2 separate regions of the Mus musculus genome follow, and region 1 is linked to region 2. The links are chromatin loops, found by intact Hi-C in ENCODE. Cell type or tissue: heart. All regions are shown on one strand.

Region 1 (8,000 bases), 170 kb after region 2:
GCCTAGCCCACTGTGCCTATCTTCTAACGTGCGTGCTGGGGAATCTCGATTCATGGCCTTATGTTTGTGCAACAAATACTTTATCAATGGAGATATGTCTCCAGCCCCCAGCCCTCCCCAGTGTTTTATAAAAGTCTATTCATCAACATGTTCATCAACAGTCAACTCATGGAAATGTGAGACAGATAGAGTCCCTATTCCTTGGTAGTGCATCTTTTAAACCATCTTGTGCAATCCTGAGTTCAGAATTGAAGCGAGTGGCATTAGGGGGCACTCCTGTTTTGAGTACCAGGTGTTCATCCTCTCACTATGAGCTATTAGGGGAGTAAATTCCTATAAACATCTTACTTAGAGAATCTCCTCACACTATTTATTCTTTATTCCTTTTCTCCCATCCAAATACTATTTGGCAACATCCTAGGAACTATCTTTCCTACAATCCTCATCCATGAATTCTTCTATTTCCTCATCCATCCATTCAGCGCATACTTATCAGACACCTACTTATGCTAGCAGGTACTTAGGTAGTAGTGATAGAATAGTGAGCGAATGGTGTGTTGAGCTTACAATCTAATGGTGAAAACAGGCACGTGCATGGTATTCCAGAAGGTGGTAAATGCTCTGAAGACTGAGTAAAGGTGTGTGCACTGGAGTGGGGTGTGTGTGTGTGTGTGTGTGTGTGTAATAAACAATTACTTAACAAAAAGATATTTGGCAGAATCCTGCAGGGGAGGTAACAAGTCATGAGGCTAAATGGTTAAAAGGTGTTCCAGCAAAGCATTGGCGTAGAGTCCTGACGTCAGCACGTGCTTGATACACACGAGAACCAGCCGCACACAGGTATGTGGACTGTCTTTAGGCTTTGCACAATCAAACTAAAAAGTAACAAGTTTTACAAAATAGTTAGAAATTGGAATGCTTTCAGGATTATTGGTGAGATTATTGGTGAGAGTGGGAAGACAGTACTTAAAAGTAGGTGTACGCTTGGAGGACCCGCACTCAGCATCAGGCAGCTCCCAACTGTTTGCAATTCCAGTTCTAGGGAACTCCAAGGCCCTCTGTAGTGAGAGTTTTGGTTTCCTTTACAAATCCAGTTCTGTTCATTGTTTCAACCCCAGGTGTGGGATGTAGGGGCTGCCGCAGATTATCCACAGCCGCTGACTATTTGCCTCGTGTATGCTCTGGCAAGATTGTGATTCTGCCAGCTTTGGAGAGTTTAATCCTGAGGACTCTGGAGAGGGTATAAATGCCAGAGCCCTGGGAGGAGAGGGGTGTCCGAGCACTCTAAAGGAGAGGACATGACAAGTCCTCCTGCTAGTTCCTGTGAGAAAAGAGATCAGAAGTTAGAGATATCCTGACTATTAAGATTGGACTTGCCCCCAAGGAGTTCAGTGCCCCTAATCAGCAGGAAGTGCTCTAAAGAGACATTGCTTCCTTCCCCCTTTATCCTTCTTTCTCTCCTACCTAGTGTTGGGGTGTTGGAAGGAGTAAGGGTTGCCAGGGAGGGAGAGGTATAAGAAACCAATGAAGTAGCTTAAAAACCAGCATCAGCAGCCCCCTCCTGTCTTCCACAGGGACCTGCACTCTTGCAAACATGAGTGTGGGCAAGCGCACACACACAAACACACACAAACTTTAAAAAAATAAACGTGTTAAAGTGAAGTTATCGCTTACTATATTAGATGTTATATCTTCTGTTGCATTGGTCTTGGTCCATTCCTGTTGCTGCAATAAAATACGTCCCACTGAGTAATTTACAAACATCAGTGTTTCCTTTCTCATCGTTCTGATGATTGGGAATCATCAAAGCTCTAGCCGTCAGTAGCTGCTAAATGTCCATTCCTCCTGTGGGCATTTTCTACTCATCCATACATGGTGGAAGGATGTTGAGGGAACCCCCCCCCCCAAAAAAAAACCCAAAACATGACCAACAGCAACTTGGGAAAGAAAGGGTTTAGTTTATCTTACACCTTCACATCATAGTCCATCATTGAAGGAAGCCAGGGCAGGAACTCAGGGCAGGAACTGAAGTAGAATCCGTTGAAGAATACTGCTTATTGGCTTGCTAGTTGTGTTTTTCTTAGGCTGCTGCCTTATACAACCCAGGACTGGATGCTCATATACCTCCATTAATCAAAAATATGCTCCACGGGCTTTCCTGCAGGCCAGTCTAGTGCGAGCATCTTCTCAACTGAGGTTCTTTGCTTTCCCCACAAACTCTAGCTTGTGTCAGGTTGGGAAAACAACACAACAAAACCAACCGACAGACAAACAGACAAACAAACAAAACCAACGACTAACCAAGGCAGGGTAGCAGGTTGCTTTACATCTGGTTCACCATGATCAGACCCAGCTCCAGGAATAAGCCAAGGAAAAACTCTCCTGGAAAGAATGTATGTTAGCACCTGATGATGCCTGTGGCCAGGGCTTGCATTCTTAGCAGTACACAGGCCTGAAGGACCAGGCACTGCTTGGCTTGTCTGGGTCACTTTGGAGATGATCTATTGGGGGAATGATTCCATGCCAAAGATTCCATAAGCTCCCATAACAGTGCCACCAGACAGGGGCCAAGTATTCAAGCACACAAACCCATAGGGAATTTTCCACTTAAACCATAACTCCCATAAAGACCTAATTTTGAAATGTACAAGAAACATTTTTATTAACAAAATCATATATGCAGTATCTTGCTTATGTGTATCAACTCTACTAAAAGACCTTAACAGTTCACAGGATTATTATAATAACTATTGTCAATTATCAAAATGTTAACCATTTCCCCCAGAGGCTCTTACTGTTTTTATTCATTGCACTCACACCTCTTGCGCAGGCAATGTTCTGGACCTTATAGGTCTATTGTATCAACCTTATTATGTTGATACAGTAGAGGCCAAAGCACAGCTGCTCACCTACTTACCTCTCTATCTTCATCTCCTATTATTCTGCTATACTGGTGCCCTCGTTTCCCTCCAAAGGGGCAAATAGAGTCCTCCCTTGGCACATAGGTCTTGTTTAGAGTTCAATGCAGAGCTGTCTAAGTAACAGCACATTTATTTTCTCTTTCCTCTTATGATGGTTTGTATATGCTTGAGCCAGGGAGTGGAGGTGCGGCCTTGTTGGAGTAGGTGTGTCCCTGTGGGTCTAGGCTTTAAGATCCTAGTCCTAGCTGCCTGGAAGGGAGTATTCTGCTAGCATATACACCTCTATTTTCTCTGCCTTATAATTGTTTATGGCACTTAGCATCTGGCATCTCATGTATGAACCAATTTGGTCAGCATTGTCTTCTCTCAACACCTCTAGAAAGCTTTAGGAGAAGAAGACTGTGTGCCAAAGAATGAATATTTTAGGAAAAAAAAATCAGGACTCTTTCCTTTCTTCCTTCCACTAACGTTGCAATCCTACTGTAGGAAGACTACTATAGTGAGACGTCAGAGGCACAAAGAACTTATTAAATGGTCCTATAAATCTAAACCACAAAATTAAAAACATTTTTTTTTCAGGGCAGGTGAGGTCAAAGGCCTTGTAGATGCTGAATTCAGGTTAGAAGTCTTAAAAATAAGATCAAGATTTTGAAGCTGGCACACACAACCTCTTAGTCAAGTGCTCAGTGCAGCAGGGTATCAAGCTATCTCGTCACTTAGCTGACTATTGAAGACTTTTGAGATGCACTGAGTCTAACACAAGTGGGAGGAGGGGTGGACACTGGTGCACACCAATTTAGTTTCCACAAACCAGTCATTAGTGCCTATGACATCTTCAGGTGCATGCAGCTCGGGACATTTTCCTCTCGTGGGTAGTCGTTGGGGACTGCAGTGGAGACAGAGAAAGCAGGCCTAAAGAAGTGACGTTCACAATCTATATTTGACTTGTTCTATATTTGCATTGCTGCTGGGGAAAGGTCCAGTGGAAAATGCGTGCTGTTCTAAATATATCCTCTCTATACCTGCTAGATTTGGATTGAAGCCTTAGGGGGCGGGGCACTGCTCAAGAGATCACCTCCAGAGAAGCATTTGGACTGGATTGTGTATCAGGTGTACCTACTGCAGACTGAGAAGGCTTGGGATCCAGTGGAAGGGTGACTTGGGTGTCACTCTGATGCTATTTCCTTCCTTATTCTGGGGCTCTGAGAGTGGCAGCTCAGAACACTGTCATAAACGCTGGGACATATCTTCCAGCTCTAAGGTAGTTGAGACTCAGCCTGCTGCGTTTGTTTGTTTGTTTTTAACGTCAGGTTCCCTGTTTATGAGATCATTTCGCTGGCGCTCTACTTCGGGCATTTCAGTGTTTTGTTTTCTTTCTATTGGGTGTATGAGGTGGGGGTGGGTGTTATTATAGCTTCCCAGGAAAGAGAGTATTTCATTCAGCATGCTTAACTGAGTTAAGCGCAGGCGTTCATAAATATTTATGAATGAGTGTATGCTAGGGTGAGTGACTTAACGGGTGAATGGACGAGATGCTTTAGAGTCCGTTGAGGGCTGTGAGGATCCGCTGTGGCTAATTTACCTCCGTAAGGGAGTTTACTTTCTCTTTTTTTCTGTACAGTCTGTTCAGGTTTCCACCTCGGCTTAAGGGTGAAGGAAGCAGAGCAAGAGCTCACTGGTCTCTGAAACTCACCTCTGCTGGGCGGGAACGCGCCCGGGAGGTGGGAGGGGGGAAAAGGGGCGGGCCGCTAAAGCAGTAGGGCGGGGCCACAGCTCAGAGGCGCGGTCAGAGGTTCTAAGAAGGCGGAGCTGTATGCCGGAGGGCGGGGCCAAGGGTGTGAGTCAGAGGGCGGGGTAACAGGAGATTCCGGGAGGGAGGAGCCGCAGGCCAGACTGCGGAAGAGTCTTAGGAGGGCGGGGCCAAAACGGCTGCCGTATGGATGAGGCCGCAAGGTAGAAGGGCGTGGCCTCCAGGGAGGTCCCGTGGGAGGGACTGCAAGTGCTAGCTAGTGGGGCTCGGGACCCACGCGGGAGGGTGGGATAGCAAGAACGCTAGGAGGGCGGAGTTTCATGCGGTGGGGCGGGGTCCTAGCACCGAAGGGCGGGGCCTCGGGTGCGCGCGGGTTGGGCGGGCCTGGCGCGGCTCCCGGGCACAATGGCCTGAGCGGCCCGCAGAGCGTGAGATCCACCCTGTTCGGGCCGCCCGGCTCACCGAGCCCTCTCTCTCACGGCGCGCCGGCGTCGGGCCATGTACTCGGGGAACCGTAGTGGCGACCAGGGCTACTGGGAGGACGGGGCGGGCGCCGAGGGCGCAGCACCGGCGGGCACGCGGAGCCCCGCGCCTCTCTTCAGCCCCACCGCGTACGAGCGCCTGGCGCTGCTACTCGGCTGCCTCGCGCTGCTGGGCGTCGGCGGCAACCTGCTGGTGCTGCTTCTCTACTCCAAGTTCCCGAGACTGCGCACGCCCACCCACCTCTTCCTGGTCAACCTGAGCCTGGGCGACCTGCTGGTATCCCTGTTCGGAGTCACCTTCACCTTCGCGTCGTGCCTGCGGAACGGCTGGGTGTGGGACGCCGTGGGCTGCGCGTGGGACGGGTTTAGCGGCAGCCTCTTTGGTGAGTCGCCCGGGACGCGTTCTCCTTGCCTCTCAACTTTCCCCCGGGTACATCAGCTCTGGGCCTCCGTCCTCCCCGGGATCGTCCCTGATAGCCAGTCATCACCCACAACTCCCTCTCTCTCCTCGAGAACCTCCCTTAGATACCCAACCCTCGCCTCCCTTCTCCCTTTCATCTGGTCTTCATCCCCAACTCTGTTTCCCTCCTTGCCTGGATTTACACACCCTTCTTCCCAGCCAGTCACCAACCCCAGCCCCTCCTGCCTCTGTAGCACTTTCCAAAGTCTCCCTGCCGCTGGCCATCTTATTTCCCCTCATCTATTTTTACTTCCTACTGTAGCTCTCAACAGGGCAGCTCACAGTGGACTTTACAGAGGGAGAAAGAAATGAGGCCCTGTAGAGTCAAGAGATGCAAGAAAAAAGTCAACTCCTGAACAGTGGAGGCGAGAACAAGGAGAGATTTAATTCACAAATTTAGTATTTGTTCCTCAGAATGACATGTAGAATCCTAAATAACGCAGTATTTTACCCCCTTTCACTCGTTAGCAATTATAAACAGTTGAATGCTTCCTAGGGGATGAGACTTTTTTTTTTTTTTAATTTCCTGTACATAGGTTCTGTCACACCAGAGGTTACAAATGGCGCAAAGGAGTCCAACTCATAATTAGCAGGGCAGCCAGTACATTTAATTGAAGTAGAACTTGTTGCTTTCTTGAAGATTTATATTGAGAATTGACAGGTTGAAGGTTGACTGATCCAGTATTCTAAGCCTGGGAAAAACGTGTGTGTGTGTGTGTCCCCTAGGGATTTTGTTTGTATAACGATTTAAAATAGAAATGGATATTTCTTAAGGCTTAAAGTCCCTTTCACAAACCTTAAAAACACATTGATAATTTACTATTGACTTGATCTTGCCAGATCTTAGAGAAAAACGTCTCTGTAATATCCTTGACAATTGTTATTTGCCAACTTACATGTGGCAAACCCAAATCTCACGGTGTTTGTCATCATTTCCTTTTTAAAGTTTTAAAACAAAATTTAGGAGTCATGATGGTTTTTCACTGATTGACAATTCTGATGCTTTCCCCTAATAAACATTGATCTAAGGATTTCTTTACATAACAATATTGAACCTAGAGGAAGGTCTGTAAGAGGATGCGAGTAGTAATATGGGTTGACTATATGATTATTCTCTCTGTTACCTTAAAAATGTTTTTCGGGGTGGGGGGGCATTTAGGCGGATTGATCTTTAAAAAAGGTGATGTGTCAGGACAGCTTGCAGAAAAGCCCTGGGGGTAGCGACAGGTGTTTGTTTGAAGACATTAAAGTCCTTTCTTTCTGTGAAGTACTTTTCTGTGCTGTGGTGTTCAGTGTCTCCATCTGAAACCGAATAAAAAGGAATGGGTTGAGTTTTCTTATGTCTGCAGCACCCACCCTGGCTCTCCCTGGCTTGCTCTGCCAATCCTATCTTCCAGAATCCTCTCTGCCCTTTCTTCCCCTTCTGAATTCCTGCTGGGGTCTGTCAGCACCAGGAGAGATTTTTTTTTTTAAAGACTACAAGAAACATTCGCCCTGGTTTTACCCGAGGGTTCCTTTATTCAGGGCATCCAGTCTTTCTTTGAATCATGTCATTTATTCCCATCCTAAAATCTGATGTAGATCTTCTGGGGTTAGAGGCTTGAAAATAAGTTACTTCCTGGAGACAAGTGTAGAGTGAGGTGACTTCAGACCGCACAGCATTCTTAGCAAGTAATTTCTTTGCCCAGAATATGCTCTTGAGTAGGGTAAAGGATGGAGATGGAGAAGACTCTTCCCTTTTCTGTTCCTAAACCAGGACTAATCAATTCTGAGTACTGAAGGAGAGGGCAATTTTAACTGCTGGAAGTTGCTAGCTGCTTGCTTCAGGCTTTGGTGATGCTGATGGTACTGGTCTGACGGTACAAGGGTGGGTCTTATGGCTACCCCATTGTCTGGGCTTTCCCAAGCCATTCATTCTCGAAGGCTGCCAGTTTCCCCATCTTTGTTATCTACTATTGAGCTTTCTGTGGTTAATGTCATCTATCCCATTTGCTTTGTATTTCTGAAGGGTATTGTGTTCTGTATGTACCCTTGGTGCTTATAACCCCCTCCCCTCTTACTACCACCTCAGCCTTGTTCTATGCCTGGAGGAAGTGCATGCATGTTTATACTTTAGATATCCTCATAGGTTTTCTCTCCCGCTTTGTACTCTGCTAGAAGCGAGAGTAAGCAGTTCACAAATTCTTGCATATATATATGCACAAGGGGACCAGGCAATTGCTTCATTTTGGGCTCTGCTCCTGGCATCTCGGAGAAGGCTAAAAATAAGAGGAATCCCTGATAATCTTGGTCAGAGGTTTCCACCAGCTGGCCTTGTTAGGATCACTGTTTCAGTTAAACTGATCCGTCCAGTCGGTGACCTAGTAAAGTTCATTTAAATCCCAACT
Region 2 (8,000 bases):
TTACTCACATCCGATAATAGCCTTAGACCATAACAACACCTATTTTGCCTGGCTTTGGCTTTTCTTTTGCAAAAGAGCCAATAATAATAAGAAGAAGAGCTGTTTCTCAGCTTTGCCTTGAAAACCCCATGAGGGAGCCAAGCATGGTTCTGAATAAAAGTTGATTCTTTTCCTTTTTCTCTTTCCAAATCTTACTCAAAAAAAAAAAAAAAAAAAAAAAAGAAAGTCATACAAGGATTTGGTTAACTGAAAACTTTGAAGAAGTTAGTGTGGCCCCTTTGTGTTTCTGGCTCTGCATAGTGACTACCCAAAGGCACCGAGTATAGAGCTGAAACACTGGTCCCTTTACACTCCATCTGTGTCACCTGTAAAACTGGGATCAAATGTGCAACAACACCAGAGGACACACATGAGCATTAAATAAGTGTGAAATTTGTACGACACATTTGGAACATACAAGGTGTGCCCTGTGTGTCATAATTCAGGACAGACACAGTAAAGCTTATTACATAGAAAGGCAGACAAATGGGGTGGGGGTGGGGTAGGTGCCAGTATTCCAGTCCTCGGAAAGACAGCTTTGCCATATGCTTTCTCAAAAATATATTTTTGGTGCCAGCCACATTAATTTTCAGAAGTGTCACTTGGTGTTAAGATGTTATATAGTGATTTTATTTTCACAGTAGAAAAAAAGGAGGCTATTGAAATCATCTTCACAGTAAAAGGTAAGAAGCAACTCTTATTGCTCTGGAACCTTATATTTTACAGTGTTTGTATAATACTCATATCGATAATGTTTAGGTTAGTTTTACTGAAAAACACTCTTACAAGTAGCTATCTTAGTCAAACGTCTAAGCTCTGAAAAACGCCATGAATGTTTTATTTATTTATTTATTTATTTATTTATTTATTTATTTATTTATTTTTGAGATGGTGCAGTGGCTAATGCTGATTTTCATCTCAATACAATCACCTCAGATGCTAGGCTCTGAACACATCTGTAAGGGATTGTCTAGACTAGCTTAACTGAGATGGGAAGATGGACCTAAATTATTCGTGGTGCCATTCTGTGGCCTGGGATCACGGTCAGAATGAAAAGGTAATAGTGAGTTGAACACAGAATTCATTTCTGCTTCCTGCCATGGATCCAGTGTGTTAGCATGTTTGGTTTATACAGTGCTGGGGATCAAACCCAAGGTCTTATGCATGCTAAAGCAAGCACTCTAGCCACCGAACTACACCCCCAGCCCATCTGTGACTATTTTAGATGCAGGCTATTGACAAATTTAAATGTCTATCCATTCATTCTGTCAACATGGCCAACAGGCAGATAATTAAAATATAAAATATGTCAAATTATTGTATGTATCTTGGAGAAACATAAGCCAGAGAGTGGAAGATTTGAGCGACTCAAGGTAGGATTAGGATCTTCCAATTTAAAATGGCTTAGCAGGGTTAAAAGAAAGGAACCCATTGTTAAGGAAGGGCCCAAAACAAGGAAAGGACACTACATGCCAAATGGGCAACTGATCGGAGAGTATCCCCAAAGGAAGGAATGGAATCTGCAGAGGCCAGGCAGTGAAAGTGTACCTGGGAGGGTCCCAGGATGGCAGAGGCCAGCACGGCTACAGCGCTACTGGAAGTTAGCGGAAGTCGGAATCGGGACTGGGTGTTTCTTGGTTCAGTTTGGGACTCCTTCTCCAAAGAACTGAAGGCAAGGGTTCATACAGTTTTGCAAAACCAAGGTGGTAATTTTGCTTGGAGCAAAGAGATAATGCAGATTAAGGAGAGAGACACCATCAAGTTGGCAGCTGTGAGGATACTCAAGGGCCTGGCTATTTCTTGCTCCTTGTAGATGTCTCTGTAACATTTCTATTTATAAAGCATGTCTTTCTCTTTATTTGTAGTTATTTTCATGATGGCTAAAGGTCTGTAAATATATGCATCTGTTTCTAAACCCTTCTGCTCCTCTGATCATCTGTTCTTTAAAATCCACACTTTATTTATTATTTTTTTTTATGAGTTCTTGTCCTGCCTATGGACAGGACAAGATTTTATCCTTTTCTTATTTTTAAAATTACATGTATGTATGCACTTATTTGTGTCTATTTGAGGATGCCTGTGGAAGTCATCTCTCTCTTGCTACCATGTGGGTTCCTAGGATCAAACTCAGGTTGTCGGGCTTGGCAGTGAGCGCCTTTCCCTGTTCACCCAGCTCACTAGTCCTCTTCTCCCGTTGAAGGGCTGAACAGATAGGGAATGTAAGTTCACAGACACATTTTAGAATAACGTTCTGTGGTTTCCCTGGAAGAAGACTTAAAAGTTTAAATGTTATTGTTTTCTACTTGGGTGAATTTAGCTTACTTTGGAGAATTTGACATCTTTGTAAAATTAAATCAACCCATTTAAAATCATGTGCATATGGGACCATCAGAGCCCTTTATACTTAAAAATCCCCCCAGCAGCTGGGTGTGGTGGTGCACGCCTTTAATCCTAGCACTCGGGAGGCAGAGGCAGAGGCAGAGGCAGGCGGATTTCTGAGTTTGAGGACAGCCTGGTCTACAAAGTGAGTTCCAGGACAGCCAGGGCTACACAGAGAAACCTTGTCTCAAAGAGCCCCCCCCCCCCCAAAAAAAAAATCCCCACAGCAGACTGGGCTTGCCAGGTTAGATCAGCTTTGATCATTTATTGCTTTGCCTCTGTAGTTATCTTGTCTTTAAAATGATCCTAGTTGGTTAATGCTGATGTAGGAGAATGCTATATTTTCAAGTGGACATTTTATACAGAAACTTGTGGGAAAAGATGTTTACAGTTTATTTGTGAAAGCTCTTTATACATTAAGAATGCCCACTGTTTGTTTATCGTGGTTATTTTTCCCAGTTTAGAATTTTGTCCTTTGTATTCTTTAACTTTTTAAGCCTTAAACTGACCAAGGAGTCGATTCTGTTGATAATAATCTGTGATTTCCTTCCATTCATACATTTTGCATATTTGGAAAACTGTACCGTTTAGTTTTGCTCTCTTCTGCCCTTGCGGTGTTCTTTCCCCAGATATAGAATGCCAGGCCTGGCAGAGTTGTGTTTTCACTCCTGATCCACTAGGGGCCAACACCCCATCGAAAGATTCTGCCCTGCTGTCCTGAAACCTGTATTTTTCTCTCTGAAGAAGAGAGAGGAAACAGGCTAAAGAAACATAGCAGAACACAATCAGTTTCCATTCCACGGGTCAGAAATGAGTGAAATTAGATGTCACAAGAGTCTAAACAAAACCCAAAAGGTACTTGTGAAGACAAGAAGTCACATAAGGAGTCAAAGATGTTTTGAAATGGACAAAAAGAAAAAAGAAAACAAAGAAAAAAAGATACAAAATATAAATAAGATGACTTAAAGTTTTGTTAAAATGTAACTTAAAAGGAAAAACAACTACAGAACAAAGGGGAGCCAGTTTCTACTTGAAATCCACACTATGCCTTAGGGAATAAGGAGAAGGCACAAGAAGCAAAACAGCTTTTCTTCCTTTCCCTTTTCTCTGTTAGGCCAGGGGTGGGGCTAATCTGCTCCCACAGCCTGTAGGATTCTTGCATAATTTATCAAGGAGAAAACAAATTCCAAACCCCAAGCAACACAAAACAAGAGGAGGTGGCATCAATTCAGTGAGCTCTGTAGACAAGGATGCTCCCGAGGGACTGAGCTAGCCCCCAGCAGGCAACAGAAGGTGATGTCTCTCTGAATCCTATTAATGTTCTCAAGATGATATTTATCACATCAAAGGAGACAACTGATAGATGGAGTGAGGGGATCATCGGGAAGGGGGAAGGGAGAGAGAAGTGTGTGTGTGTGTGTGGAAACTTGATCAGACCAATTGACAGGGCTACAATTCTCTTATGTGTGAAAATTAAAACATCAGCCCCCCCCCCCCTTACATATATAGATGGCTTCTTATATTTAGGTCTGGTGTGAAGGGATCAAATAGCCCACATGCAAACTGCTATAAAAAGCAAGTACTTTGGTTACAAAGGTGCCTATACCAGCTTGGGACTTGGCTTCTGAATACCCTTCTTAAGTAGGGCAAGTACGTCATATCAAATATGAGGACTCATTCCATAAAAGGAATTTATTTTTACATCAATTAAAATAAACGTATGGGCTGGGGAATGCAGATCAGTTAAGCAGAGTGCCTTCCCAGTGAGCATGAAGTCCTGGGCTTAATCTCCAGCACAACACAGATAACAACTGGAGGCTTACACCTAGAATCCTAGCACTCAGGAGGTAGAGGCAGGAGGATCAGAGCTTCAAGGTCACCAGGTATTTAGGAAGTGAAAGGAAGCCTAAGCTAGAGACCCTGACTCTAAAATAACAAACAAATAAATGATAATTTGCACATAAGATTAATAGACTTTTAAATTTACTATTTCATAATTTTGTATATGCAAACAACACATCTTGATCATATATACCCTAACTCCTCTTTCCTACTAACCCAGACACCCTCTCTCTTCTCACCTCTCCATAAAGGAATAATTTTTAAAACTAAAATAAAATGTGTTGTGAATATGGCCAATTGAAAAGAAAACACTTTCAAATTAATCCCTCTTTTTTGCCGGTTTTGATTTAGTACCTTCCATGACTGAGAAGAAAGAATGAAAGAAGAAAGAATGCATTTAAAATACTCAGCCACATTATAAATTTCTTCATAAGACTAATTTACTTAATTCTCGAGTAAACTTTATCTTTAAAAAAATACTTATTTTTATTTCATGTGCATCAGTGTCTGAATGTGTGTCTGTGTGAGGGTGTTGGATTTTCTGGAACTGCAGTTACAGACAGTTGTGAGCAGCCATGTGGGTGCTGGGAATTGAACATGGGTCCTCTGGAAGAGCAGCCAGTGTTCTTAACTAAGCCATCTCCCTAGATCCCATAAACTTGTCTTTGTGGGTAATAAATGCACAGGGAGAAAGCACAGGAAGGTGGTTTTCTTCTTTTTAAGAAGCAGGTTGGGGCAGGAAGATCACTGGGAGCTTGAAAGAAGTCTCCGCTTCTGATTGGGCTCTGGGATAGCCTCAGTTTGGACTACCAAATGAGTTCCAGACTTGCCTTCACTGTGGGTTACTCAGTGAGACCCTCAAGGGCGTGTGCGTTGTGTGTGTGTGTGTGTGTGTGTGTGTGTGTGTGTGTGTGTAACATAAAGTCTTCCATTAAATGAACAACCAGAGATGACTTATCTCTTCTCTTATTGACAGGCATTTGTTTCATTTTCAGTTATTGCTGATTACAAAACCCAACACAAAAACCAGAAACACCAATCAGTTCTGTAGATCTATGTGTCTTATTAGGAATGTCATTTCAGGACAGATACCTAAAGAGAAATTGACAGATCAAAAGATATCATCTTCATTAGAGTATCTTTTTCTTTTTTTTTTTTTTTTTTAGAATTAATTTTTTTATTAGGTATTTTCCTCATTTACATTTTCAATGCTATCCAAAAAGTCCCCAATACACTCCCCCCCCCATTCATTAGAGCTTCTATTTCTGTAATGAAACCTAATAACCAAAAAACAATATGGGGAGGAAAGGGTTTATTTCACGTACACTTCCATTAACAGGCAGTCAGGAAGGGAAGTCCGGGCAAGAACTCCAACCAGGCAAGAACCTGGAGGCAGTTGCTGATGTAGAGGCAGGCCATGGAGAGGTGCTGCTTACTGGCTTGCTTCCCATAGCTTGTTCAGCCTGCTCCTTACAGAATGCAGGACAAACAGCCCAAGGGTGGTACCACATACAATGGGGCTGCGCCCTCTCCCACCAATCACTAGTTAAGAAAATGCTCTACAGTCTTGCCTACAGCTCCATTTTATGAAGGTGTTTTCTCAATTGAGGTTCCTTCCTCTCAGATAACTCTTGCTTGTATAAAGCTGACATAAAACTAGCTGACATAAAACAGGTATGGATTTTTTTTTTCAAGACAGGGTTTCTCTGTAGTCCTGGCTGTCCTGGAACTCACTTTGTAGACTACGCTGGCCTTGAACTCAGAAATCTGCCTGCCTCTGCCTCCCGAGTGCTGGGATTAAAGGCATGTGCCACCATGCCCGGCTGGATATTTTAATATGCAGAGAAATTGCTCTTATGTGGATGGTAGCAATCTATAGTTTCACAAAAAGGGTTCTTTCCCACCAAGATTGACATTTTATCAAATATTTTGCTCTTTTCCAATTTGATGGGTTAAAAAAACTTACTGTGATAGATATTACTTTATGTCTACTTTATTAAGAAAATAGTTTAGCATCTTTTAGTTTTAAAGTGATTTGGTGAGACATGAATAGGACGGGACCCAGTGCTCTCTGTCAGTGTTTGGCTAAGTGTTGGTCACCGTTGGTTAATGTTAAGAACGTTTAGTAAATCCTTCCTGTTAACATCCTTTACTATATACTTTTTCATTGCCAGGACCAGGCTGTTTACATATTCAGTTGATTGACATTTGTCACTCTCGTCCTTTGTGCCTGGCTGTCCCAGGGCTGGAGCTGCTGAGTGAGCAATCCCTGTTAGCCACCAGCTAGACTGTCAGTCATTTTGACAGCAGGGCTACTTTGAACTCTGTGGACCCCTTGAGGAAACTCTATACCAGCTATAAGAAATACCAGTTCCCTTCCTCTTCCCAAACAATTTCCTTTTTATTTTTAGGAACTATTTAAAACTCAGAGTATAGACAGAGAGAAGAGGTGGGAAAGGAAGAGGGGAGAGGGAGAAAGAGAATGAGAATTTATCAGATGTACTGACATCTTGACAGCCAAATACATGAACAGAGTGTAAATGGAAGGGTATGAACATTGATGTCTGGTCAGCCGTTTGCATTTTGGCATCACTATTGACCTTTCTAATGAAATCTTCAAAATTGCAGCAGACACAGTCAAGCCCGATGATGCATCACTAAGGCTGTCATAGTGGCAACTCTCTGCCCTTTCCTGAGGCAGGGGACTGCTGCTCATGGGCACCGTCATTCAGGTCTGCTTCTTATTCCTTTCTAGCTGATGATGAAAGAATCACCACAGACGCTTAGAAAGGGAAGATGGGAGGTAGGAAGTCACCTCTGGACCCCTTGGACTTGGGGATGGGTTGGTTGTCAGCATTATCAGGATGGCCAGGGCTGCAGGGCTTCCTGTCTCTTCCCCACTGAGAAGAATCATCTCTTCTTACAGGCTGTGTGGGCTCTCCCTGTCCTCTCAGGTGCCCCCTCCCTCAGCTGGCTTACTTGAACTTGGCATTGTGCACTGACAGGCAGCCTGCTCCTCCCCTTGACAAAGAGTGTTTTGTATTCGATTCATAGCCTGCTTCTGAGTTTATTTTTATACTTAAAAAGAAATTGGGTACCGAATATGTCCAAATACATTCCATGTGCATTCAAGCATTTCCGTTAAGCCAATGAAGTCTCCAGACCTTTTAATTCATTTCACATAGGTATAGAGATGGCTGATGAGAAGGACAGGCAGAAAAAAAAAAAAAGTAGAAGTTGGCCAGTTAAAGAATCACTTCACAAGTGGACGTACACAATAATCACTCAGACTTGTTCTTGCCATTTTATTCAGCATTGAAGACAGTACATGTAAAAAAGAGCTCGCCTTTTAAGACTGCATATGTACAATGATGTATTTCATCAGTCCTCACTGGTTTGGCTTGTTTGCTAAAATGTATTACACTAGGGCTGATGGTAGATCAGTAGAGTACCCCTTAGGCTCCAAGCCCCGAGTTTACTCTCCACACTACTTCAAAACACTGCCCAATAAGCTCTTTTTAGTTCATGGCCTGTTGCTAGAATTGAGAACAAGAACAGTAATACCAGCATCTGAGCCTGAGCTAGACCACCATCCAAGCTCCAGCTAGAACAAGAAGTGTTCTAGTTAGAGCAGAAGCCATCACGTGGCGGCTGGGGTCAGGGAAGACCTGCTGTGATGACAGTCATCCTTTTGATGACCTTGGTGAGTAATGACATTAAAAGCCACAAGAGCAGCCAGG

Evidence for each region. Peaks named below come from ENCODE experiments on the same cell type or tissue, not always from the same donor. Only the 100,000 strongest peaks of a DNase experiment are listed, where the experiment ranks them.
Region 1: a loop joins it to region 2, with 3 times the contacts of the local background. A loop is called at or near these places in 12 of 42 quality-filtered maps.

What each region holds. Positions count from the first base shown.
Region 1 is chr1:175,689,706-175,697,705 of GRCm38, reverse strand. It overlaps Opn3 (opsin 3), which reads left to right and starts at 5,074. Exons shown (of 4, transcript NM_010098.3): 1 at 5,074-5,536. The coding sequence starts at 5,170. Gm39707 (a long non-coding RNA gene) reads right to left here and starts at 4,660. Exons shown (of 3, transcript XR_865748.2): 1 at 4,615-4,660; 2 at 1,675-1,725; 3 at 1,048-1,321. In heart, no CTCF peak of the experiment used is centred here; DNase peaks (open chromatin) are centred at 4,075 and 4,895; H3K4me3 peaks cover 3,455 bases; H3K27ac peaks cover 2,544 bases.
Region 2 is chr1:175,862,850-175,870,849 of GRCm38, reverse strand. No RefSeq gene overlaps it. Among named protein-coding and RNA genes, the nearest start is that of Gm36360, 14 kb to the left of the region's middle. In heart, a CTCF peak has its summit at 3,080; no DNase peak of the experiment used is centred here.